3 separate regions of the Mus musculus genome follow, and all the other regions are linked to region 3. The links are chromatin loops, found by intact Hi-C in ENCODE. Cell type or tissue: gastrocnemius. All regions are shown on one strand.

Region 1 (8,000 bases), 70 kb before region 3:
TGTGCCAACCATATACTATGTCACTTAGGTTTCTCACCCAGCTTAGGAGTTGACCCTTCTGTCATTATATCCACTGTAGAGATGACTCAGTGGAGGCTTAGTGGTTGGACTTGTGCACAATGGTGAGTAAGAAGGACTGTTATATAGAACTGCCATGCTTGTAGGGGCAGCAGAAATGGGGACCCAAAGCTCTTTATTTTTTTTCTATTTTTTATTATTTTATTTTTATTTATTCACTTTACATCCTGATTGCTCCCCCTCCTCTTCTCCCAGTCCCACCTCACAACCTCCCATGCTATCCCCTCTCCTTCTCCTCAGAGAAGGCAAGCCTCCCATGGGTACCAATCCATCCTGGCACATCAAGTTGCAGCAGGACTAAGCTCATCCTCTTCCACTAAGGCCATACAAGCCAGGCTATCTAGGGGCTTTAAGCATTTTCCATGAGTTGTATTTTTTAAATGTAGTTATGGCTGCTATTCATTGGGAGAAGAGAAGGTTTACGGTTGATGGGAATGGCCACAGAGAAGCCAGGCTGCAACAACATTGCTGGCTGCCTCAGCTGTGATGGAGAGATGGAAGGAGATACCATCTCCTAAATGTATTTTGAGAGCAGACTGGCCTCTTATCACCTTGCACTTTTGCAAATGAACAAGAGCTATGCTTCCTGGGTACCCCAGATGGCGTCCCTACCAGCTGCTCTCATTATACTCTGGCTCTGCCAGTTAGACCATAAGAACTTGACCTCAGTAACAGAATGCCGTGCATCACCCCGTAGAGCCCAAAGAGAGGATTTTATGATGGTTTATCAATAATGGTTTCTAGGAAGCTATGCAGCAACCTGGTCAGCATTCACAGGAAACCCCACCTACAGAAAGCTCTCTATTTGTTTTTCTGACTTTATGATCATTGCCCTGTTCTCTGTGGTCAAAGAAGCAGTGGCCTCAGGAAAAAAAGCACAAACTGAGACAGACTAGGAATATGCTGACCCACAGTAGGCTCTATTGCACATATGTCAAAGCAGCTAAGGAGCAAGGTGTCCTAATGGTATATCAGTGAAATAAGAGAAAGGCTTCCCACTACTACCACGTTTAAATGTCCAGCCTGGAAACAGAGAAGACTCATCACACGGGTAATACAAACCCAGCAGGGAGGTGTCTCCTTGGCCATACTCTCCAGCGGGAAACAGCTGGGGGCAGGCAACTGTCTGCAGGCCTGACTCCTAGAGACAGAAGGTTGAGTGCAAGGTGAATTCTCAAGAGAAAAAAAATGTGAGGGAACCTTAGAGAAGACGAGTTTCGTGCATAATTGATCTGACAGGCAGTGCCCATTCAGTCACCACAGAAGGACCACTCTCCCATGCAGGAACACATTTCTATTGAGAGGCACCAGATGCCACCTAGTTAAAAAAATGTGTTCACAGGAGTACTATGTTGTCAGTCTGAGCTAGGGATTTGGAAAACCCAGACACTGTGTTAGAGACCATTATTATTATTATTATTATTATTATTATTATTATTATTATTATTACCATCATCATCATCATCATCACCATTATCATTTTAAGTCTAGCTCTGGACAAAATTGGACACAACTTATTCACTGAATGGTTGAGGGAAGGTCCTGTGTCTGTCCTTATGATCCCACACACCTTGTGACTGCTTAAACAATTTCAGAGAAAATATTTTTTTTTCTACTTTGAGAAACTTAAAGTGAGAGTTATATGAGAATCTTTCCTAGACAGTTGGGTTCAGCTGCTTCCTAAAGGCAGAATAGAGGCTGTATTTATCCCATCAACATGTCTGTGTTTATGTCCATCCTTGTCGGTCATCTTGCTGGAAATAATACTAGGTAAGATTGGCACTAACCTTGTTTTATAAATTTTACAATCCAGCAAAATTTCATGCACATCAATAGATATCCGGGGGTGACTGCGACAAAAGATTAAGTTCAGGTTAGTTGACTTAAGATAAACAGCTTATTCTGAACGAAGTGGTTTAAAGGCAGCTTACAACTTTTCAACATTGCTACATCTTAATAAGGCAACATGTGAGACTTATGATGTTCGGTGTTTGGAGAAACCATAGATATGGATGCAGACAGCTGTTCAGAGGAAGCATCAGTGTGATAGCAATGGCAAGACACATGGAGATAAGTAAAACCATGATAGAAAATGACAATTACAGATAGGGAGAAAGAAGTCACATCCAGACCTTTAACAGGAAGACAGTGGATGTATGGCTCCTGGGAGATGAACAAAATCTAGTTCCTACCTCAACTTCCCAATACACCTGTTCATTTGTGAAATAAATAAACTAATCCTATGTACAGTCTAGACACTGCTATGATCTGGGATAAAAATCAGACTAGATCAACATCAATTAACAGGATAAGGGGCTTGTAGAAGATACGCAGAGAACACAACTCTGCTTGCACTGAGTTCACTCTGGAAGCCACTGCCAAGGAAATGACGTTTGCTGACTGTTGAGAAGTTATCATTGCAGGGGAGAACGGGGGAAGTGCGGGGAGGGGGGTGCAACAGTTGAGAAAATAATGACAAGGACAGAAGTCAAAGATAGCTATGGGGGCACTCAGGCACATGTGAGAACAGGAAGTAAGGTGGGAGAGACCAAAGGGAAACAGGAGGGAAGGCTGCAGTCCTTGGGGAAGGACAGGAAGGAGGGGAGGGGCTGTAAAGGCAGGAAGCTCTAGAGGGCTGTTGTGGGGGAGAGCAAATGACATAATTAAGAGGGAGCCAGAGGCAGGCTGCAGCAAAGGTGCACAAGCAAGGCATGCAGAAAGCTCAGTGGGTCAAGGCGTAAGCGTGGACAGCAGACAGCACCAGGCAGACACAGCTGTGCAAATGCAGGGAGGTGGCAGGTCAGGGACATGACAAAGCTCAGTTGACAGGTTAGGGGAAAAATGGGCCAAGAAGCTGGCACTGGAATAGTGAGTGGCTCTCAGTTCCAGCTCAATCAACAGGCTCTGCACTGAAAAGTATTTCAAGGCCTCCTCTGGCTTTGACAGAGGATGGCCACAGTCAGCCAGTAATGTTCTCCATCAGTCTGCAAAACTACGTCTGGTGTCTAGTCTCCAGACTAGAGGCCGGATGAAATTGTAAGGGTGAGACAGAAGCAAACCCAGAGAGGAAGGTGGCGGAAGCTGAGGCATTGACAGTAGGATCTTCAGGGCCATACCAGGGCCTATAGCATGGTCATGGGAAGATTTGGCTGAACACAGAACAGGACATAGTCTAATATCCAAGTATTTAAATATAGCTGGCATTTTTCTCACTGAAGAATATAAGCAGCTTTGGAAATATATACTTGTTAGTGAAGAGAAGGGTATGTGGTTGGAAGAGCCCTTGCCTGTTATAACAAATGGGAAAACAGAGTGAGCACTTCCTTCCCACCTACAGCTTCCACTTCCCCAAATTAACATGGAGGCTTCCTCTAAGCTGACAATTCACCTGAACCTCTGAGCTCACTGAGCAGCCATTCATGGACCATTTCCTCCAATGGGGTAAGAAAGTGCAAGTAACACCTTGACTTCAGTGGCCAGATCTCTCCCTCTCCCTCTCCCTCCCCCTCCCCCTCCCCCTCCTCTTCTCCCTCTCCCTCTCTCCCTGCCCCCTCTCCCTCTCTCCCTGCCCCCTCTCCCTCCCCCTCTCCCTCCCCCTCTCTCTCCCCCTCTCTCCCTCTCTAATCTTGCATGTGAATACATGGATGTGCTCATTTCTGTATATATTTGTACATATCATTATATGTTCATTCATACATATATGTATGTGTGTGTGAATGTTCCAGTGCCTCCTACAGGCTGAGCTAGTGCTCTACCACTGAGCAATCCCACTCACCTTCCCTGAGAACCTTCGACATGGGACCTACCCTAGATTGGCACATTTGGATTGTCAGATATAGTGAGCATAGGTACAGTGTTGAATAGCCGACCTCTAGAACTCACTCACCTGATGAGCTGAACACTGATGCTATTGAACTGTCAACCGGACATTTGCTTGGTTCCTAGACTGTTTGTGGCAACTACCAATCTCCTGTTTTATTACAAGAATTTGATGTTGAGATATTGTAAGAGTGGAACTGTGCAATCTTTCTCACTTTATCACATATATTTCACTTAACATAATGCTTTCAGGGTTCACAGCCTTCTTTTAAAGGCTAAACAGCATCCCATTGCATGAATACGAATCTCTTCTTTTCCACTTGTCTTTCGGGGGACATGATATTTCTGCATCCTCCTCACTTTGAATATGGCTGTAGTAAACTAAGGAGGGTTAATATCTCTCTGATATCCTGATTTCAAACCTCTAGGATAAATGGCCGAAAGTGTTGGATCCCGTGGCAGTTCTGCTTTTAACTTTCAAGGTACCTTCACACTGTTTGCATTCACACTAACACAGCGCGGGATTCCAGTTTCTCTGCATTCTCTCTTAACTCTCTCCACATCGTCTCCTAAGCCTCTCTGCTCTCTGTTCTCCAGAGCGACAGTGTCCCGGCAGCCCAGCAGAGAAGGATCAATCAAGTCACGGTTAGCATAGGTCTGAGTGTCCGTTCTCTATGCCCCTGCCCACACCAGCTGCGTCATGGCTTTACGCAGAAGAATGAGAGATTAGAGACCGACCGTGAGAATCCAAAGCTTGCAGAACCCCTCAAAAAGGGGAAAAGCCTTTGTCATCAAAGGAGTTAATGAGCACACGTCTCTGCAGGAAGCCCTAAAGAAATGAGTGTTCTGAGTGTAGAACATTCACTTTACAGTAGGTGGTGTTATTGTTACATGCTCATACAGACAGTACTAATTAACAATCCTAAAGGCCACATCATTAAATTATCTTCAGCTTAAAGCCCTGCAATGTTTAGCACATCCCAGCAATTCAATTATATTCAAGGCAGTAGCCTGAATGTCAGGTACTCTTCTGTGGCCAGCGAAGAGCAAGCAGCTCTCAAAAGCAGATGAACCCCAGAAGGAGAGAACAGCTCTGACACACACACACACACACACACACACACACACACACACACACACACACCCTTGTCCCTCTTCCCAACATACATGCTAGATGGGAAGCAAAGATAAATTTCAAAGAAAATGCAGGAGTGAAACACGGACCTTACCAATTCTATATGTAAAAACAGGAAGACTCTGACAAGATCTTTAAAATCTGACATGAAAAATCGGCTCACTGCCCTCCCATCTCCTCAAGGTCCCCTGTCTGCATTTTCTTCTGAGCCTTCCTACCTCCCTTGTGATTTCTGAGCACAGCACACTGTGTCTGGGGGTTGAACTTGGACGACTTTGTAGCTTGTGGCTGGGCTTTCCCTGCAGTGAGCACTCAAAGGAGAGCACAAAGCTGTTCTGTTCCTCACCCTAGGAGACAGTTCCTGTGCAGAAAAGGCTTTGAGAGAGAGAGAGAGAGAGAGAGAGAGAGAGAGAGAGAGAGAGAGAGAGAGAGAGAGAAGTGGGCTCAACCTCATTTGACCTTCCCCATGCAGATGAGGTCCTGTGTGTAGGCTCAGCGCATCTCAGCAGGCCAAGTGACCTCCATTGGCAGGCAACACCGTGACACAACCTCTAGGTCGAAAGCTGCCTGTGGAAGAGGAACATCTATGGGTCCACTGATTAGCACACAAAGAGACAGACAGAGCCAGCGGGCAGCTGGCTAGCCAGGACACTCATCTGCAGGCACAGAAGCAGCAGACAGAGCCATCTGCCTCAGTTTCTCTGAACTATCTCCCTTAGTCGCCATCTCTGTAGAAACCATTTCAGCATCCATCCTTACTCCAGTACCACCCCAGTGTTCCTCGGGAAGATCCCACAAGATCCTTGGGGTCAAGCAACATATGAATCTACTTATCATGCTCCATTACAAAGAGTACATCCCAGTAAAGATTTCTGGATGGTATGAGAGCTGGAGAGAAGGTTGAGGGACAAACAGATGACAGATAAATGGCCAAAGCACACCAAAATGATCTTGCTCCCCTCTGTGGGAACTGAATCCTCCCCTGATAGTACCAAGATGGATCCTGGCTCTCCAGAGAGGAAATTGGTGACAGAAGCCAGTCTCTCTCTAAGATGAACATCGCTATCCAGTCAGGATATTGTTGCCACAGACCCAATAGAGCTTTTCTTAGTTTCCCTGCCTATGGTCTAGACAGGTACTGCCAGACATCAAATAACCTGTCTCTGGGCTTTGCAAACTCATAAAGCATTGTTGAGATCCTGTCTCTACCATGGCATCTTACAAACCTACTGGATCTAAGACAGCTCCAACACAGGCTCCAACCATTTACATGTGGAGGAGAATAACAGAACTGACTTCACAGGCTTTCTGTGTGGATTAATGTTTTGTGAGACCCCCGACATGCTCCAAGTCAATAGGAGGCAGCCTATAGATTGGCAAGTCCCTAATCTCTATAGAGACTGCCATCATTGTGAAGTGTGTTGCTCAGTTACATCATTCCCAAAAGGATGGCAGGGAAGAGCCACCGAGGCTGGAGGGAGTGCCCCATGAGCAGACGAACAGGGGCTTAAGAAAGTATAGTCTCTGGTTGTAGCTGGTTTTAAACGATGTCAGGCAGGCACTGCTGAGAAGCAGGTCGTGACGAGAGCAGGCAGAGAAGTGAGGAGGTTTGGCTTATAGTTAAAGCCTTTACCCAAGTGGACAAACATGAAGAGACTGCCTGTGCGTATGAGCTGAGATCGCCTCTGGGGAACAAAGTCATGAGATTACACTGATGCTGAAGTTCCTTGTGCCTCCATTTGTGACACCACTGTCCTCTGAGTCTCAGTTTACATCTTCTTGTGGCCTCACTTGACGCCAGCCTAATCCTCCCTACTGAAAATAAGTCCTCTCTCTTCTGAGGACCCTTAGCACTTGCGTGTGCAACACACCTGCAGATTTGCCCATGCTGGCCCCTTAGAATAGGATCATAACAAACACTCAAATCATACTAAACGTAGGAGGAGGGATTGTTTGAAGCAGCACACCTGCAAACACACAGCCAATTAAGTCTCACAACAACATCCCTTTAACTATGAAGCAGGTGGCATCAAAACTCCCATTTAACAGATAAAAAACTGATGCAGAAAAATTAATTAGCATGCTCAAGGTCAGACCACTTTAAATACATAAGGCAGCAAGAGTTTCCCTCATTATTTATCACCTCATTTCTCTCCCCGGCACAGAGGTGTTACTGCCCAGAGCACATAGACTGCACACTATTGTGCTAAGGCCCTGATTATATTCAAACTCCAGCTCTATATAAGTTCTGTATCCCTCTTCCTTCTCATGCAGAACACGAAAATGCTCAGTGCATGCCTCCTCGCTTGGGTTTTACGAGAACGAATTGGACTGCTCTAAGCATTCAGAGTAACTCCCATAAGTACTGTGTACACATACCTTAGTACTGTGAACAAGAGTCCTGGCTAACCTCATCTTTATGCCTTGTGCTCTTGTGTCCACACAGTTGATTTCTATGACTAGTTCAAGAATATGGAGGTAGCAGTAAAACAGATGGCTCAGTCCATTTCAGCACAGAATAACTTTGTAACACAAAGCTTGACCGTTAACTTCTTAGTCTTGACCTTCTTGGTTTATAAACTGGAAATGCTACACACTCTCCTGGAAATCCTACTCCACGAGTGCAGCGAAAACAGTGTATATATGACTGGGAAAACTGAAGGGACCATCCTGAGTTTATTTTCCCAGATGACACTATCTCTCGAGGGGCTCTGTCCACTGTCAAGGTTTTTTTGCTGCCTTCTACAAAAGCAGTTTGTAGAATTCTTGATAAGCCAAGTAATTTTCTCACAAAGCAGGTTGCATAGACACCCTCCTGATCTTATCAAGCTGGAGAATCCACTGCCCTGCTCTGGTGTTCAGGGGCCACATCTCATCTTGTCACCACAGATGTCTGTTGCAAAGCTTCCACCCAACTCCACCTTCAGTGCCAATAAAGTACCCGGACAGTCTGTAGAGGGGTAGAAAA
Region 2 (8,000 bases), 170 kb before region 3:
TTCCAGTTTGTGAATTTTCTTCTGCCACACTGCAAGGTGTCCTGGGACATCAAGTTTTAAGCTCAGGACACTTATACCTAGAAATAACATGTGCCTGTGAAGACAGCTTTACCACTCTTGCTGGAAGGAAGGAAGGAAGGAAGGAAGGAAGGAAGGAAGGAAGGAAGGAAGGAAGGAAGGAAGGAGGAAGGAAGGAAGGAAGGAAGAGAAAACACACACACACACACACACACACACACCACTCCAACCCCAGAAGAGGGGTCTGGGTGTTCTTTCTGGCTGTGGGGAAACTGAACTCCTAACCTTTCCATGGTGGCTCTTCTGCCTCCCCAGTATCACGACCCGTGAATAAAACCACACTCACTGGAATTCGGCAAGGTAGTGCAGTGTGCTGAGCTCTACTTGGGAATTTTTCCACCTGACTAAAGTTAGAGGAAAGACCTGGGTATTAATAGTACATGATCTCTCTTCAGTATAGAACTCTCTTTTATTTTCTTTTTTTTTAATCTTAGATGTCCATTTGCCATGTACTGAGCTCTGCAGCCTCAGAAACAGGGCACCCTTATAATATCAGGGTTTCTAAGATTGTAGTGATTTAAGCCAGTGTGTGAGTGTGTGTGTGTGTGTGTGTGTGTGTGTGTGTGTGTGTGTGTAAGCCCAATGTCTAAATCTACGAAAAGAAATACAATATATCTGCTTTCTTGGAATAGGAAACGCACTGGCGGGATAGTTCTTACTCAAGCAGATGTAGGCTGAATCTTTCTTATTTTTTTAATTTTTAAAACAAAATCCTGATTGTAGTTTAGATTAGCCTTCTATACGCAAGTCTCTTGCCTACACCTCCTAGGGTCACAGGTGGGCACCAACATACCAGGATGGCTTTGTTATTGATTAACTCGAATATTTTGCTAAGACTCTTACCTCTTGGACTCAGACCTGATAACTGAGAATTATATCAACCTTCTAGGACTGTTACACACATTTCACGTGCATCACCTAAAAGCATTTTAGGAGGTGCCTGGCATACAGCAGGCGCTAAACCTTGTAAGTGACCTCAGAGGTAATACCAGGGGTTAAAAAGCCAAACTTAACTCCTGTGCTTTTCCCTCATTCTATTTCCAATTCAGAAACCCTAAATAGGACACTTTGCTGCCTAGCATCTGTTTCTGATCATAAAGTGAGGTTAATAACAAGTCTACCTCATAAGCACCTACCTGGAAAAAAAAAATACTTAAGGCTCTTGGAACATCGCCTGACTGAGAGGAAACACTGGATAAACGTTAGCTGTTATTACATGCTGCGTTCAAATCACGTGCTCTTGTTGAGTTTCACATTTCCAAGGGTCCTGGAAACAAAGCTTAAAAGGAGAGGGAAATGCATTTAATTGCTGGCACTACAGAAATGCTATTTAATGGATGGATGAATGGATAAAAGACATATGTTCATCAAAGACAGGTGGTAATACAGCCAGCCTATCTGAGGTAGACACAGAAGGACAATCTAGATAAAACAGGCAACGGGGAGTCAAAGAGCTGCAGATCCCTGCAGAGTGGGACTCTGACCCATGCCATGTACTAAAAGGGGAAACAGCATGAACAAAATGGACAGAGGAATCTGTAGGACCATGAGGCTGCAACAGGCTCTCCAGGTGGACAAACCTCTGTGTCTTCTTAACAAGTTGTCCTAACCACCCGACGGACCTCCTACATTCCCAAAGCCCCGTAAGAAAGAAAGATACAGTCCCGCCTTGGGAATCTCAACGTGTAGATGGGAAGACAGTCTAATTTTACATGATTTTAGGAGTAGGTACTAGTATCTGACCTGTGTTGGAACGAGGCTCAGCCTAACAGCATGGGATCAAGGGATGGGAAACCAGGGTATTTCTCAAGAGAGGAGCAGCATGAAATAAACAGAGCAGTGGTGACAGCACAGCACTTGTCACATAGTAGGAAGTATTCAGTGGAGGTATATTTTTTGCACACAACCACACATATACATGTACGCACACAAACATAGACATGCCTAACAAAAGTTATGTTTTTTGTCTTCCTGATTGCCATAGGCCACAGAAAATTAGAGAGGTTTATTAACCTGGGAGAGGGCACACAGTCCATAATCCTCAGAGCAGAGTGTGAGACTTCAGAAACAATACTCTCAACTATTCTTCCGCCAAAGCCTCTGGAAAGCAATAATCCTCCGCTGCACATTGTGCTTCCGTAGCAAAGAATCAGAACTTCCCATCGACGCTGTCCACCTGTTGAAGGCCTGTACCCCAGTTCACTGGAGGACCCAGCTATGAATCCTGTGTCCTGGGACTCTTGGTTTGTTTGCTTGCTTTCCATAACGCAAAGGGTTTCAGTTAGGCACTTTGTGATGGCAAGAGCAAGGTTAGGGGGCCACTGGCACTTGGCCTGAGGCTTCTTCTGATGGTCCATTTCCTTCCAAGTGCTTCTCGGCTCATCACCTGGGCCTTATTCTGTCTCCTGACTGAACAACAAGGGGATCCCACTTCTTATAATACAGAGTCAAGGAAAGAAAAATAAATAAATAAAAGCCCAGACTCTCCGGCTTGTTTCCCAGTGGGAAACGCTGCCTTCACCTCAGATCCACTCACTCGCGTGCATGGAGAAGTGTTCAAATGACAAGAGTTAAATTCAAACCATGTAGCCGCTTTCCGCTATTTTTTTTTTCCTGACTGAAGGCAAACCATTTAGATGTTTGTTTCCAAAAAGGCATCTGTCAGCAATCAAAGAGGGGAAAATGTATAAGGCAGTGCGATTGTTTGGAGTAGCATTTCCTGGATCCTGTGAAATGCTTGAATTGTTCCCCATTATGCTCACCAAATAATTTTATTTCCCACAATAATTGCAATATTTAACATGTTTTATTTAATCTCGTTTTAAGGCTATTAACAACGGGGCCACACCGTGAAAGGCCTGCTAGCGGAAGAAGGGCAGTTTCCAGCAGGCTTTTAGTCGACCAGGATGATGTTAAATGTTCCTAATTGTTCTAGATTTAAAACTGTTTTCCAAAAATATCTAGCATTTCTTTGTTCAAGACTACTGTGTTATCTCCCACAAAGTCCTCTCAGGTTTTCCATCATTCACAAAATGAAATCTGGATGCCAGCTTAGGTGGTGCCCCATTCATTCATAAATAATGGGCAAGCATAGGACATTCGGGATCCTGGAAATGCTGGGCTTCAGAGGACAGCCACCTCCAACTTCAGAGCTCTCTGACAGACAGACAGACAGACAGACTTAGACACAGAGACGCTGCAGCCTCACAAGTATGTGTGTCCGTGTACCCTCATGCAGGAGAGGAAGCTGGGTACGATACAGTGGGACAGGGGGCCTAAGCAGGGGAATGGGTAGAACGAGAGGTGGATTCAAAGACAGAGCAATGCTTCCTTTTCCTATTCCTTCAAGGGGGTGGGGGTGGGGTCACGTTGCTATTTTACATTATACGTAGAATTTACAAATTTTCTCCTTGTCTTCCTCCAGATGGTCATTTTCATAACGCTGCGGTTGCACAAGGCTGAGAAGGACTTGGCCGGGAAAGTTGGGGTGCGTTTCTGAAAGGAACAAGTGTCCCTCAGGGGACTCACTTGCTGTGCTATCACAGGTTCCTTAGACTTGAGACAAAGGGCATACAAACACAAATAAGCCCCCAAAGATGGAGAGAAATCCTCCAAGTCCATGTTATTAGAAGATTACAACAGGACGGGGGGGGGGGGGGTGGTCACAAAGAAGAGGAAAAATTGCCTAATTTATTGTATGGTCATCCCTAAGTGCAGCTTAGAAGCCATGCTTGAAATGAGAAAACACCTCAGGCTCTAAAAGACTAGACATTACTTTACTGAAATTGTTTTGGTCAAAAGGAGCTAACTGCTGTATTACCATAATGCTAAATAATTAAATGATGATGATACCAATGACTATAATAACAACAATCCCTATTATAATTAAGGAGTGGTCCATAAATACAAAGAAAGAAAAAAAAACCAAGGTAACCTCTTTGCAACTTAAAGACCTGAACCAAAACTACCAAAGCATAATTAGGTTGAAACTATGCCTAGGAAAAATTCATTAGCTAGATGAAATGTTAAAACCACAACTCGTCAATGATCGCAGTTGCTCCCTTCGAGAAATAGTAATCAATTCTCCCACGCCCTGAGGTACCCACATAGAGGCCTCTGGGTACAGAACTGTAGACAGTCACCAGTGGGAACTTGGGGACCCAAAGGTTGCTCAGCTACAAAACAAAACTCACTAAGAGTTTTCAGTGTCACTCTCACACAGGTGTTCTCTGCAGTCCCAGCCCAGCCCAGCTCTCAGGAATGGCAGCTACCAAACACAAGTGACCAAAGAGAATATTCTGGTCACTTCCTGTTCCCTGTTAGTCTTCAGTAAGTGGCTTGAATTCAGTAGCTGTCTAGACTTCTTCCCATTTAAAAAAAAAAACAAAACAAAACATTTTTCTAGTATTTCTTATAGATAGATCCATATTATTACATTTTTTTCAGGCCAAAAAAATTTTTGGCATAACTTAAAGTAAATTCCTATAAATAAGATGACTGGGTTACAGTATGGAAATCAGAGTTAAATTTTCCTGATTGAATAGACTCTTATATCAAACTTAACTGCAACTGTGTAAAATGAATTGATAAAAGACTGCTTACTTTATTAATAAAGATTGAAGATGTCCAGAATTCATTTCTACGGCATCGAATAAAAAAATGTAGTTATATAGGCTAGTGTTGGCTAGAACGCACACCGCGCCAGCAATGTACTACTTTACTCCCATGAAAACACAACGAAACACAGTGCCAACTGAACCAGAAAGCAAGGGACTCTGAGGCTGGCGTCCTGTATTTAGGTTCTTTCATAACCAAATTAACTAATGAATTAATTAAAAATTTTAAAAATACACAACAACAATAACAACCAAAACCACAAACAAGGTATAAAAAGAGAAATAATTTTCCCCTGGAATCTTTTTTTTTTTTTCTCCTTGGAAAACCTGTTCGGTTATTCCCAGATTTAGTTTTAGACTCTTTGCTTTGCTTCCAAGGGAGATGTGTAGCACAGCAAAACCTAAGCAACAAACACTTTCTAAAATGCGCAGTTCACAATCTTGAGGAGGGTGGCTGTGAAAGACAGATACTGAATCAGACTTAGAGTCTGAGTTGGGGGGAGGGAAAAAAAAGCCCCAAACGTTGCATGATAGTCTCTAAGCAGTTCCATCTGTCAGGCAGAAATTTTAGGCTAATAGCCTGTGGCGATCTCCCTCCGCAGTCCACTACCTGCCTTTGTCCTATTAAATCTCTTTATTCTCCTTAAAAAAAAAAAAAGCAAGGGGGGGGGGGGTTGTTGGAAGGAAAGGAAAAACCTTGCAGACCAAAATCATCTGAGTGATGAAGCCCTAATTTTAACCACCTCCCTTTGATGTGTAGCAGTGGGCTCTTGTTTTAAAGAGAGAGAAGGGAAGACAGTTCTAGCAGCAGACTCCTCATCTCCACTTCACCTTGCCACTGGGTCTGGGAGAGATTGGTTCATTGTCAAGGAGATTTTTTTTTTACCCATGATTCCATATGGTATGGACCGGACTACATGTTGCCCCACATGCCACTGCAAATGTTTTCTCAATTAGGTGTCTTATCTCCCGTGAGTTAGCATCAGATGAAGCTTGCTGACAGCGTAATGGCAGGGAAAGCTTCCGACGGCTCCATCAAATGGCAGCTTTGCTACGACATCTCGGCCAGAACTTGGTGGATGGTGAGTTGGCAGCCGGGACTGCCTTTTTTTTTTCCTCCCCCCCCCCTTTTCTACTTTCCCTCCCTCTTTGACAAAATGTCCCAGACCTCACATTCATCAAACTCACATTTGATTTTTTACACTCTTCAGTGAGGCTGCCTCGCACTGCTTGCTCTTACCACCCTCCCTCTCTCTGCCACTGTGCAACTGGAGTTCCCAGTAATGCTTGCCCTTGTTTTCCATGGGACGGTATTTGGTGTGGGTTTTTTTTTTTTAATATTAAAAACATTTTTAAGACTGTCAAAGTTTTAAGGTGGAATTCTGTATTTTAGCTATGGATGTCTGCAGATTAAAAGAAAAAGAGCTGTTTGCCCTGCCCCTTGGGTTTCGCGTCTTCTGTCTAGCTTCACACCCTCCTCACTTTTGATTTTTGAGAACTATGGGGTCCATGGTTCTCCTTGGCTGTGAGATTTTACTAGGGATGCATATCAAACCTTGGACTGGTGCATGCAAGCCCTGCCTGTGAGAACCCTTTCATGTCCCAGTAATTGGAATGCTTTAAGTCACCTGTGAGAGTACTCTAAGGCTCCATTCGTCATTTTCCTCAGGGGACCAGAGCTCTGACATCTAACTTTTCCATATCTGTTTATATCGGAGCAGACCTTCCATCTCTAAGAACCACCAACTTCGAGTGGAACGGACCCACACACCCTTTCTTTCCATTTCTCTGGGCACAAGAAAGTTTCAGGAACTCCTAACTTGTAGCTGCAGAACGAGTTAACTCACATGTCATGGTCAACCAGGCCAGACAACCTTTGACTTCTGGGATCTCTAAGGGTTGGGGTGAAGTGGGAGGATGGACAATAGCTCATTGTCACAGGAGACGCTTGTCCTGTGAGGAAGAGAGTCCCAGAATCATTGCTGTCCTCGTTAGGGTGGTGTCCGTTAAGGATTAATTCGTTAGCACCGCATTCCTAGTTTTCCGTAATTATTATTCTTACAGCAAGCGTGAATTCATCCAGGGAGTGAGAAAAAAAAAAAGTTTGCTTCCAGGACAATGAATGTATTATCCGTTCCTAACTGGACCGTGAACTTCAGCTCGTTTCACATAGATATCAGTTTAAGAAAAGGAGAGTGTGTGTGATGTTGTAGGGGGAGTCTGAGGACTGGGATTTCAAAACAGGGCATGGTTCACTGTACGATCTACAGAAAAAAGCACTCTCCCTTCCTGGACAAATGGTGCTATCCTTTTGGCAAGGCGTAGGAATTCGGAAGACTGAGACTTTTAAAAGTGAGCTACTGCAGGATTCTATTCGGCTGCTGCCTGGGACTCAGTATGTCCATTCCAAGGACTTGAGTAAAAGTAGTTGTGGGTATGTGTGTACTTGTCTATTTTCTCTCGTAATTTCTTACCTAGACGTCTGAAACTTTACCAGTGGCTACAGAACAGTATCACAGAGCGCTTTTGGCTAATGAGATTCGCAGTCCTCTATCTCTTACGACCCTGAGCGTATTCAAGGCATTTATTTTCCCATTAGACTTTCTGCCAGCAAGAACAAGGTTTGCTTGTATGAGATGGTCATATTGCTTCGATTCACACAGCTTGTTAAGCACTACAAATGAATTTACTGATTAGATTGGCAATTATTTTCTACGCTAAGTTGTAAGCTTGAAAAAAAGGGGGGGGGGACCTGCTCTCGGGAAAAACATTCTTTTCCCTTACTGTACTTAGGCGGTCCTAGATTTTATAGACTGTTAATGGTAAATCCTGTCATCTTTTTTATTTCTTGCAAATATCACCAAAGGCTTCTCTAGAGCAAGCGCGTTCTTTCTCTCTCTCTCTTTCCTAGTTTGGAAAACTGTAATTTCTTTTCTGTAAAGTTTACTTGGAAGTTGCTCTTCATCTAAAATTATTTTGCAGATGTTTTACCACAGGGAATATAGTGTATAAAAGTGGTGGGAACACTTAGCAATGCATTTGACTCAAGATAAACAATACAGAAAGCTCACACGCTGCTGTTTAGGCTGCATACTGAAAAGAAGTTTCTCGGGACTTCAGTGCCTCTTGATTTTTGCTTTGAATAAGGGGTGAGAAATCTACAAGCTCTTTAGAGAAGATGTAGGAAATACCACAGGAAATAAATCAAAATTTTAGTTCCCTTAAGGGCAATTGCACACCATAGAATTTTAGACCTACCAGTTACAAATAATTCTGATGTAAATTTTCCAGTTTTGGTGGCAAACT
Region 3 (8,000 bases):
GGGGCAGGATTTTCCAGTATCTTACTGGTGTAACTTCCAGTTTAAATACCCAAAAAGGAATTTTCTGAGTAGTTTCAGAAGCTTTGTTAAGTTTTTATATTCTTGAGGAAAAAAATACATGTTTTGACATTATAAGGTGACTTATTCTATATATCTATTAAACCAATTTTTATCATGATATTTCTCAAGTTCTCTATATTCTTACTGGTTTGAGTTTTTAGGATCTATCAGACACTAAAGTGATTATTGAAATTTCTTGTTGTGGTGATGAATTTCACCTTTCAGATCTTCAGTCCTTGCTTACATACTTTTCTGGTGTGTGTGCTGATGTGTGTGTATCATGTTATTAGACAGACACAATTTCCTGTGAATCAGCTCTTCCTTCATTAAAACGTGCTGTCCTCATGTTCGATAATAATGCCTTATAATTTGTGGAGCTGTAATAGTACTTGAGGTTACTTATGTCCATTTTGCTGTTCCTTTCAACATCCCTAGACTTCTTTAATCTGGGTGCCTTTCTTCTGCATATGTGAGGAGTATTAAATTGAAGGTTGTGTCATATTATCTCTATATCTAAAGCCTACATGGTCTGTTTTGGTTCTCTGTGGGGTTTTCCATGTCACTCCTATGATCTTGTTTCCTTGTGTGTCTAGTTATTTCTCCTTTTTGTTATTAAGCAACAGTTGCTACATTTGAGTGTTTGTTGATAGGATAGATTTGAAATCTAGGATGATGCTATCTTCCTCCAGGAATATTCACATTTATCTCTGCCCTCAAGCCATAAACATTTCAATCCAATTTGAAGATAATTCAAAACTGACTTTAGCCTTTGTGGCATCTATTTCTAGTTCACCTGTATACTCAGCATTTATACACTCTGAGGCACCTTCCAATTTCTGTCTTCCCACCAACCTCTCAGCCACATTCTCTAGATGTCAAATACTTCTAACAGAAAAGGAGATGCAGATACTCACCTCTGGCCTGATAACTGGTGGTTGTTGTTGTTGTTATTGTTGCTTTGTTTTGTTTTGTTTTTGCAACCTTGCTCATTCTCCTAAGTCTTACATAAATAATATTTTATTTTTATATCAACTTTCCTTGTCCCCAGCAAGATACAGCAAAGACGATATTGTCATCAACTGTAAGATGGGTCTAAAAGATTGCTTCATAGTTTCTGCTTTTTAGTATTGATAATCATTACATGTTTCTCTTACTTTTTTGTGGTTATGAAAGTACCACATTCCTACATTTAAACATTAGAAAATACAAGGTCAAATGTCACATTGCTTTGTTGACGGGAAGTTAGCAAGAGAAGACCCCATATGTGTTTGTACACTTCTCACTTTTTGGATCCTCTCTTGGTTAAATATGCAAATGGAAACCCCACAGATGAAGGGTTGACTGCCCTTGAATGCTTTGGTTATTTCCGCAAGATAAATTCCTAGACACATAATTTTATGAAGAAGTAGTGTAGCTGATATGTGTACAAGGCTTGACACTTGATCCCCAAGACCAAAAACGACACATTCCCTGAACCAGAATTGCTGGACAGAACATAGAGAACATTCCATATATGGCCAAGTTGTTCTCCAGAGAGTATTTCCAATGCATGTTTCTACTGGTGGAAGGGATGCTGTTTACTGACAAACACCAGAGCTTCTGTGAGCACTTAATCTCAAACCAAAATAGATAAGATTCATCATTAAAATGTTTTTAAAGCATAGAATTTTCAAGTGGAGTTTTGTGCACTGGCTTGTGCAATGATTATAGCTTCGATTCCTGCCCCCAACCTTTTGGATGTGAAAGATGAGGAAGCATGATCTTGAAGACTTTAGGGTCCTAGAACAAGCAATTAGAGAATATACTCACATAAAACTTGGTTTCTTGAACAATGCCAGAGGTGAGCACTGACTTCCAACCCTCTGGTGAACAAAGCAAGAATTCTCTTAGATAAGGTATCTCTTAGATATTCTCTCAAGTAAAAAGCAGACACTATGAACAAGTTTAAAACTTTCTGCATTCCAGATGGTTCCATAATTACTGTAATAATGAAGTCTAAGACAGTCAATCTTTCATTCTAATCCCATTAAATTCATAGTATAGTCCAAACCCTGCAACAAAGCCTTGCAAGATTAGCCCTATGTCTGTCTTTTCTACCTAGGCTCTCTCCTTTGTTCCTTATATTGATGGTCACCTGATTTCTTCCTTACTCCCAGGTAGCTACGTTTTCCTATTTCCCATATTCCATGGACCCACGGTGTACCAGCTCTGACTTGTCCTTCAAAATGCAGCTCAGGTGTCACCTCTGCCATGAAATTGCCCCACCATGTAAATAACATGTTTCTACTTCATAATATGCTACGTATCATGGCCGCCATCGTGCCACTGCATAGTTATACTCCTCTGCCTGTCACTAGCTATATCAGAAACTGCTGATGTCAAGGATTATGTCACATTTCCCTTTATTCCTTGAGTGCTACACCAGAAAATAACAGCTATCAAAGAAATGCTTCCTAAATTAAGTCTTTTCCCTACAGACATTTTTCTGGTTGAGCCAAACATCTCAGATTCTTCCTTGTATTACTGAGAGTGCAACCTAGTAGTCTTATTCCCATTTTAAAATAAAAAAAGTTAGATGAGAAACAGCTGCATAACATCCCAGAAGGACGGAACTAGGAGGGACATGTGTGACAAGCCAGGGCTTTTGTGTTTTGGGTAAAGAAGCTGAATTTCATGGCCATCGAGTGTCTTATCCAAGGTCACTCTGCAAAGTCATAGTGGAAAAAGAATAAGCGTGCTGAGCTCCTGACCTCAAAGCTGAAATTCCTCCCTCTAAATTAAGGACTTAATGTAGGAGCAACTGTGGAGGAGATGGGCACATAACTCACAGAAGGGAGTCTCCAAGGGTGGCTGCATGCTGAGGAGACAGCTGGCATCCCTCATCTTATCTGCTCAAAACGACAAAAAGAGAAAATCTATAATATCAACATAAAGAGAGAAAAGACAACACTGTGTGTGTCTTGTACGGAGCATTGTGTTCTGGGTGTGTTATTGTATGTGCTTTTTTAATATACCATAAGCTAATTTTATTCTTTGTCAAATGGAGAGATAAAAACACTAAGGTATATCTATCTTTTAAACTATGTTTTAGGAAAATGAAAATCTAGTTCTATGGGTGTGCTCTTCTTGGTTGTTTACTAATGGACAACCACTTTGTATAAACCACAGATTATTTTCCATGGGGAAGTATCATGGAAATAGATGAGAAATTAAATTCAACAAAGATATTTACCTGCCAAGTTGCATTAATAATTCAATTATTACATACGAATTTTATTTCTAAATACTATTAGAAAATAAAATGGGAATGTTGAAATGCTCAGGTCCTATTGTAAATAATGGGACCGTTAAAAATAATGGTAAACAGTGTGGATTCTGTGGTTTGTGGTGTCTTCAGATCAGTGACTTTGAGGAAATAATTTACTAGTCCTTATCTGGGTTCCCTCATCGAAGAAGGACAGTAGTCAGGGTACATTTGTGATAGTTGTGTCGAGGATTAGATGAGATACCTGCAAAGTGTTTTTAAAGGTGTCAGTCACATGGTAAGGCTGTAATGTTTAATGTAAATGTAATGTAACGGTAAAGTTATCATTGAAGTGGCCCCTTGAATAAGTACACATTGGCAATAATCCACAGATCTACTGGGGGTGGGAATTAACCAATCACGCACCAAAATGCAGGCCTTCCACTCTGGGAATCATTTTGGAGAATATAACATATCCCCAATGGCTTCTCTAATCTTATGCCACATGAGACCTGCAAAGGAAAACGGACGAATCACAGGCATCAAATGTTATAATCATCTACAACTTCTGGGTTTCCACATAGCAGTTCTTCCAAAACATAATTAAGGGTTTGAAAGTCAAATGATATAAGTGCTAGTTTTAATTACCGCTTGGTGAACTTTAGTGTGTTAGAATTGTCACAACTTTCCTTAAGGATTACTCTGAAGCCAGGCAATACAGTGGGAAATTATTAACTCCTACTTTGGTACAGCAATTATCTGCATTACAAGGTTTATGCAATTAGCTGTTTAAGATGTCATTATATTTTGCCATCTGGTACACAGGAGTTTATGCATATGAACAGGCACGTGTTGAAGTGATTTTCACTATATGACTTGTTCTCAACCCAAGCCATCTCTCTAATGAGGGAAGTTACGGTGCATCGTGCATTAGTGGCAGGTGCACACCATCAAGCTTCATTTTCATCGAAAACCTTCATTTTTTCCATTCTAAAGTATTCTGCACAAGTGCTGGGAAATTAATTAGTCGCTCTCGGTTCAACGCCTGCAGGCATGTTCCTTAGCAGTTAGAGGGGGCGAGGCTTCAGTCAGGGACCTCTCCTCCTTTCTCACCCTGACAGCTCTGCAAGGAACCCTCAGGTAGTGAAAAGACCCGGTATGAGCTCCTGTAGTTGATCTTGCAAAGTGGGAACAGGGGACCTGGCCTCGGGGTGCCCTACACCCCGCTTTACGCGCCCAAGGCGGAAAAACAAAAAGGATGCTCCCAGAGGGGTCCCGCAGATTATCGGATCGCGCCCATCAGGTTACAGAGAACTGGATCCCTAGCCCGACTCTACTTCTGCGCCCCCTTCGAGGATCCCGGGCTGAAGCACATTAAAGCGGCGCCCTCTGGTGTCCGCTTGAGGCCGCCGGGTCACAAGAGAGGCTCTGGGATGAAAGTTGTCACCCGATCGGATCACCAAACCGAGGCCCTGAAACTCTTAAAATGAACCTTTCCAACGCGCGCGCTGAGTGCGCCACCCCGCTGTACAGAAAGTCTGGGGCACGGGTGACTCCTCCCGGGCCCTCCTTACTGGACCAGGGTCCCAAGCCCCCCGTAAGATGCCCTGCAAAATCGGCAGGCTGCAGATGAAAGCGGGTGCGAGTCTGAGTGGACATACCACCTTCCCCGCAAAGGGCACAAGGAGAGGTGAGGGGATGTAGAGCGACGCCCAGCTCCCCAGGCTAGAACCACGTTTATAGGTTAGTACTCTTGAAAAGCTCACTGGCCAAATCACCCCAGAAAGGCTAACAGACTCAAAGACCGGCACCTAGCCTAGGATACTCCCCCGGCACCTCCCCCCACGTGCTGCCATAGTAATATGCCACTGACTAACCAGCTGGAGCTTCCTCTGCACGGTGGACATTGTCACTCTTGGGAAGCATAGCACTGGAGTTCCCAGGAAATTGTCTTCCTCGGAACCTGCCCAACCCAACCCCCCCCCCCCCCCACACACACACACACACACACACACTTGGCACCATAGCTGTCTCCTCAGTTTTACCCTCAGCCCCAGATAGGAATGTTTCCACTATCTCAGTCTGGATGCCAGTCCAAGAGCTTAGTTCATTCCAAAAGGTCAACAGGTTCATGGCAAGCAGTTGGATTTATGGAGTTGATAAAATCACACTTGAGACTTTTCTTTGGACAATCTTGCTGTCCCCCCAGTCTTTCACCTTTTATGTTTGGAGCAGCATCTGACTGAAAAGGGACCAAGAAAAGAAACCTGGACTCTTCTGCTCATTTTCTGCACTAGCTTTACCTCGGGGAGAGGGTTGAGGAGGGTGAGTCTGGATGCCTTACAGGCAACCGGCATTTTTTTTTTTTTTTTTTTTTTGAAGAAGAAGAAGAAGAAGAAGAAGAAGAAGAAGAAGAAGAAGAAGAAGAAGAAGAAGAAGAAGAAGAAGAAGAAGAAGAAGAAACAGCAAGCTTATGTATTGCACTGAACCAGACCCCATTATTACAGTAAAGAATAGAAAAAAAAAAAAAAAACACAAGCTAAGAGGTAAGCTCAAAACTAGGGATGAAATGAATATGGTATCCAAATAGATGGATACAAATAAGATGAGACCAAGGAAGTAGCTGTTATCTCAGAAGGTCTCTGTGTGGACAAGACTTGCAATACAAATGAAGTTTGAGGTGCCAAGAAAAAGAAGCCTCTGTGGGAAGAAGGTTGTATAAAGAAAAATCAAGCCCAGACTGAGAAGGCTGGGGGAGGGGCTGAAAAAACCATTAGATAAAGTGGGATGAATAGTTTGGAGCTAGTCTGGTCTGTCTAAATTCTGTGTATGCCTCTTATGAGTTCCAACAAGCAATGAACTTGACCACTAGTGCTTTTAGAATTATTATAACCATCATTTTTTATTTAGATGATTTCAAAGTTGTTGCCAAGATCCCTAGACTTCTTGGGTGCAGAGGTCTAGGCTCCTCAAGTAAACTCTTGAGTGAGGCCCATCTTGTGTTCATGCCATCAGCTCTGCTGTGTCAAACACTCAGGAGTCCCTCTATGCCCACATTTATGTAGCGTTTAAATGATGTGAAAATACCGAGGTTTCTAGTACAAGCATATAGCAACTGCCTTTCTCAGCAACTGTCCCATGAAATTGGTCCTTCTAAAACCAGTAATGTGTGACACTGTTTATTGGGCTCTCAGCAATGACTTTGCAGATGGCTCCATCCTCATGATCAGGAGCTGGGGTCAGGAGTCTCAGACAAGTCTCACAGCTGTCTGTTAAAAAAAAAAAGCCACTTTGATTTAGTAACTATTCACTTTCTCATGGCTTCCCTGACATTGACCTAAGGCCTTGTTCAACACACGTGACACAAAGAAAGTTGACAAGTTTCAGAGTGCCTTAGAGGTCCCTGATTGCTTTGCATTTTCTTTACTGAAGACCATTGGAGACAAACTCACTTACACTGACAGACATGTGTTTCCATAATGTAGAAACATGACAACAAAGTAGGTCCCGTCACCCCCAAAACAGTGCTGTCTCTTGTAAACCTGTCTTTATGTGGCTGTGCATAAAATGAGGTCACACACTGTAACTCCCAACTTTCCTAAAGTGCTTCCTCAAGTCACTTATTTATGGAGCAATACCAAAAGAAGATGAATTCATAAACATTAAAATTCTAGAATGAAGGCTGTAATTTCATGGAGGAAATGTCTGAGTTGAGACACATTCTCTTTGAGCTTTCTTGCATCATTTCATTATTAAAAAAAAAAAAATGAAGATCCGGACCCTGGAATGGGAGAGGAAGTTTCTACCCTAAAACTTGTATCTTAAAATTCCAAGAAGAAACACTCTTTTATTTCTTTGTAGTTCTGCTAAAATTTAGAATAATATGGAACACATAAAGCACATTCTAAAATTCTATCAACTGCTGTTGCTTACTTACAACAAAGCCCTCTTAATTGCCAACCAGTCACTAAATAAATAAATAAATAAATAAATAAATAAACAAACAAACAAACTGACAACCTGGCCACTTGACCTTACTGTGATAAGGTTAAAGTATTAGGTACCCAGTAGGGCTCTTCAGCTAATGGGTTTCTTTGTGCCACGTGTTTCAAAATGAAAATCTATTAGGTTATTAGAAACACTGTCACTGTGTGGAGAGTGGAGACAACTTGCCGAAGTCTGGGCTCTCAGTAATCTATTGGCAAGGAGATGGATCATAGTTGGAGCTGGCAGGAAGATCTAGGCAGGAGGGCTGTCTTTACAGACAATGCTCTAGCCAAACCTTTTTGTTGCTTAACTTAAGGAATTTGGTGTGTGTGTGTGTGTGTGTGTGTGTGTGTGTGAAAGATGTGGAAGCCAGAGGTCAATGTTAAGTGTTTTCCTCAATAACTCCCCACCATAGTTTTTGAGACAGGATCTCTTACTGAACCTGGGACTTGCCAATTTGACGGATAACCAGTAGCTCTAGGGATCTTCTCTTCCCAGTTAGTTTTTAACACGTTTAAGAAGACTGAACTCAGGTCAGACTTGTGCACCAATAATGTATAGGCCAAGCCATTCTCTCAGCTTTGAGGCCTTTTCGCAAGTTCGGTTATTCTACCAGTGTAAAGGAGGTGCTGTGGGTAGGAATGGTGGTTTGGGTTTTACGCTTTGATGGATGAGAAGGGGAACTCATGCACAATTTTCCACAATGGTA

Evidence for each region. A loop is a pair of places that touch in the nucleus more often than their neighbours do. Peaks named below come from ENCODE experiments on the same cell type or tissue, not always from the same donor. Only the 100,000 strongest peaks of a DNase experiment are listed, where the experiment ranks them.
Region 1: a loop joins it to region 3, with 2.3 times the contacts of the local background. A loop is called at or near these places in 11 of 42 quality-filtered maps.
Region 2: a loop joins it to region 3, with 4 times the contacts of the local background. A loop is called at or near these places in 8 of 42 quality-filtered maps.

Annotation. Positions count from the first base shown.
Region 1 is chr4:97,671,429-97,679,428 of GRCm38, forward strand. It overlaps a transcript of Nfia not described here. Among named protein-coding and RNA genes, the nearest start is that of E130114P18Rik, 91 kb to the left of the region's middle. In gastrocnemius, a CTCF peak has its summit at 4,770; DNase peaks (open chromatin) are centred at 677, 1,205, 5,345 and 5,569.
Region 2 is chr4:97,576,297-97,584,296 of GRCm38, forward strand. The region is part of intron 1 of E130114P18Rik (RIKEN cDNA E130114P18 gene); the gene reads right to left. It also overlaps a transcript of Nfia not described here. Among named protein-coding and RNA genes, the nearest start is that of E130114P18Rik, 4.3 kb to the right of the region's middle. In gastrocnemius, no CTCF peak of the experiment used is centred here; DNase peaks (open chromatin) are centred at 1,595, 1,833, 2,397, 3,290 and 6 more places; H3K4me3 peaks cover 2,540 bases; H3K27ac peaks cover 1,523 bases.
Region 3 is chr4:97,741,298-97,749,297 of GRCm38, forward strand. It overlaps a transcript of Nfia not described here. Among named protein-coding and RNA genes, the nearest start is that of Gm38709, 32 kb to the right of the region's middle. In gastrocnemius, a CTCF peak has its summit at 4,713 (motif pointing left); DNase peaks (open chromatin) are centred at 4,696 and 5,121; H3K4me3 peaks cover 928 bases; H3K27ac peaks cover 316 bases.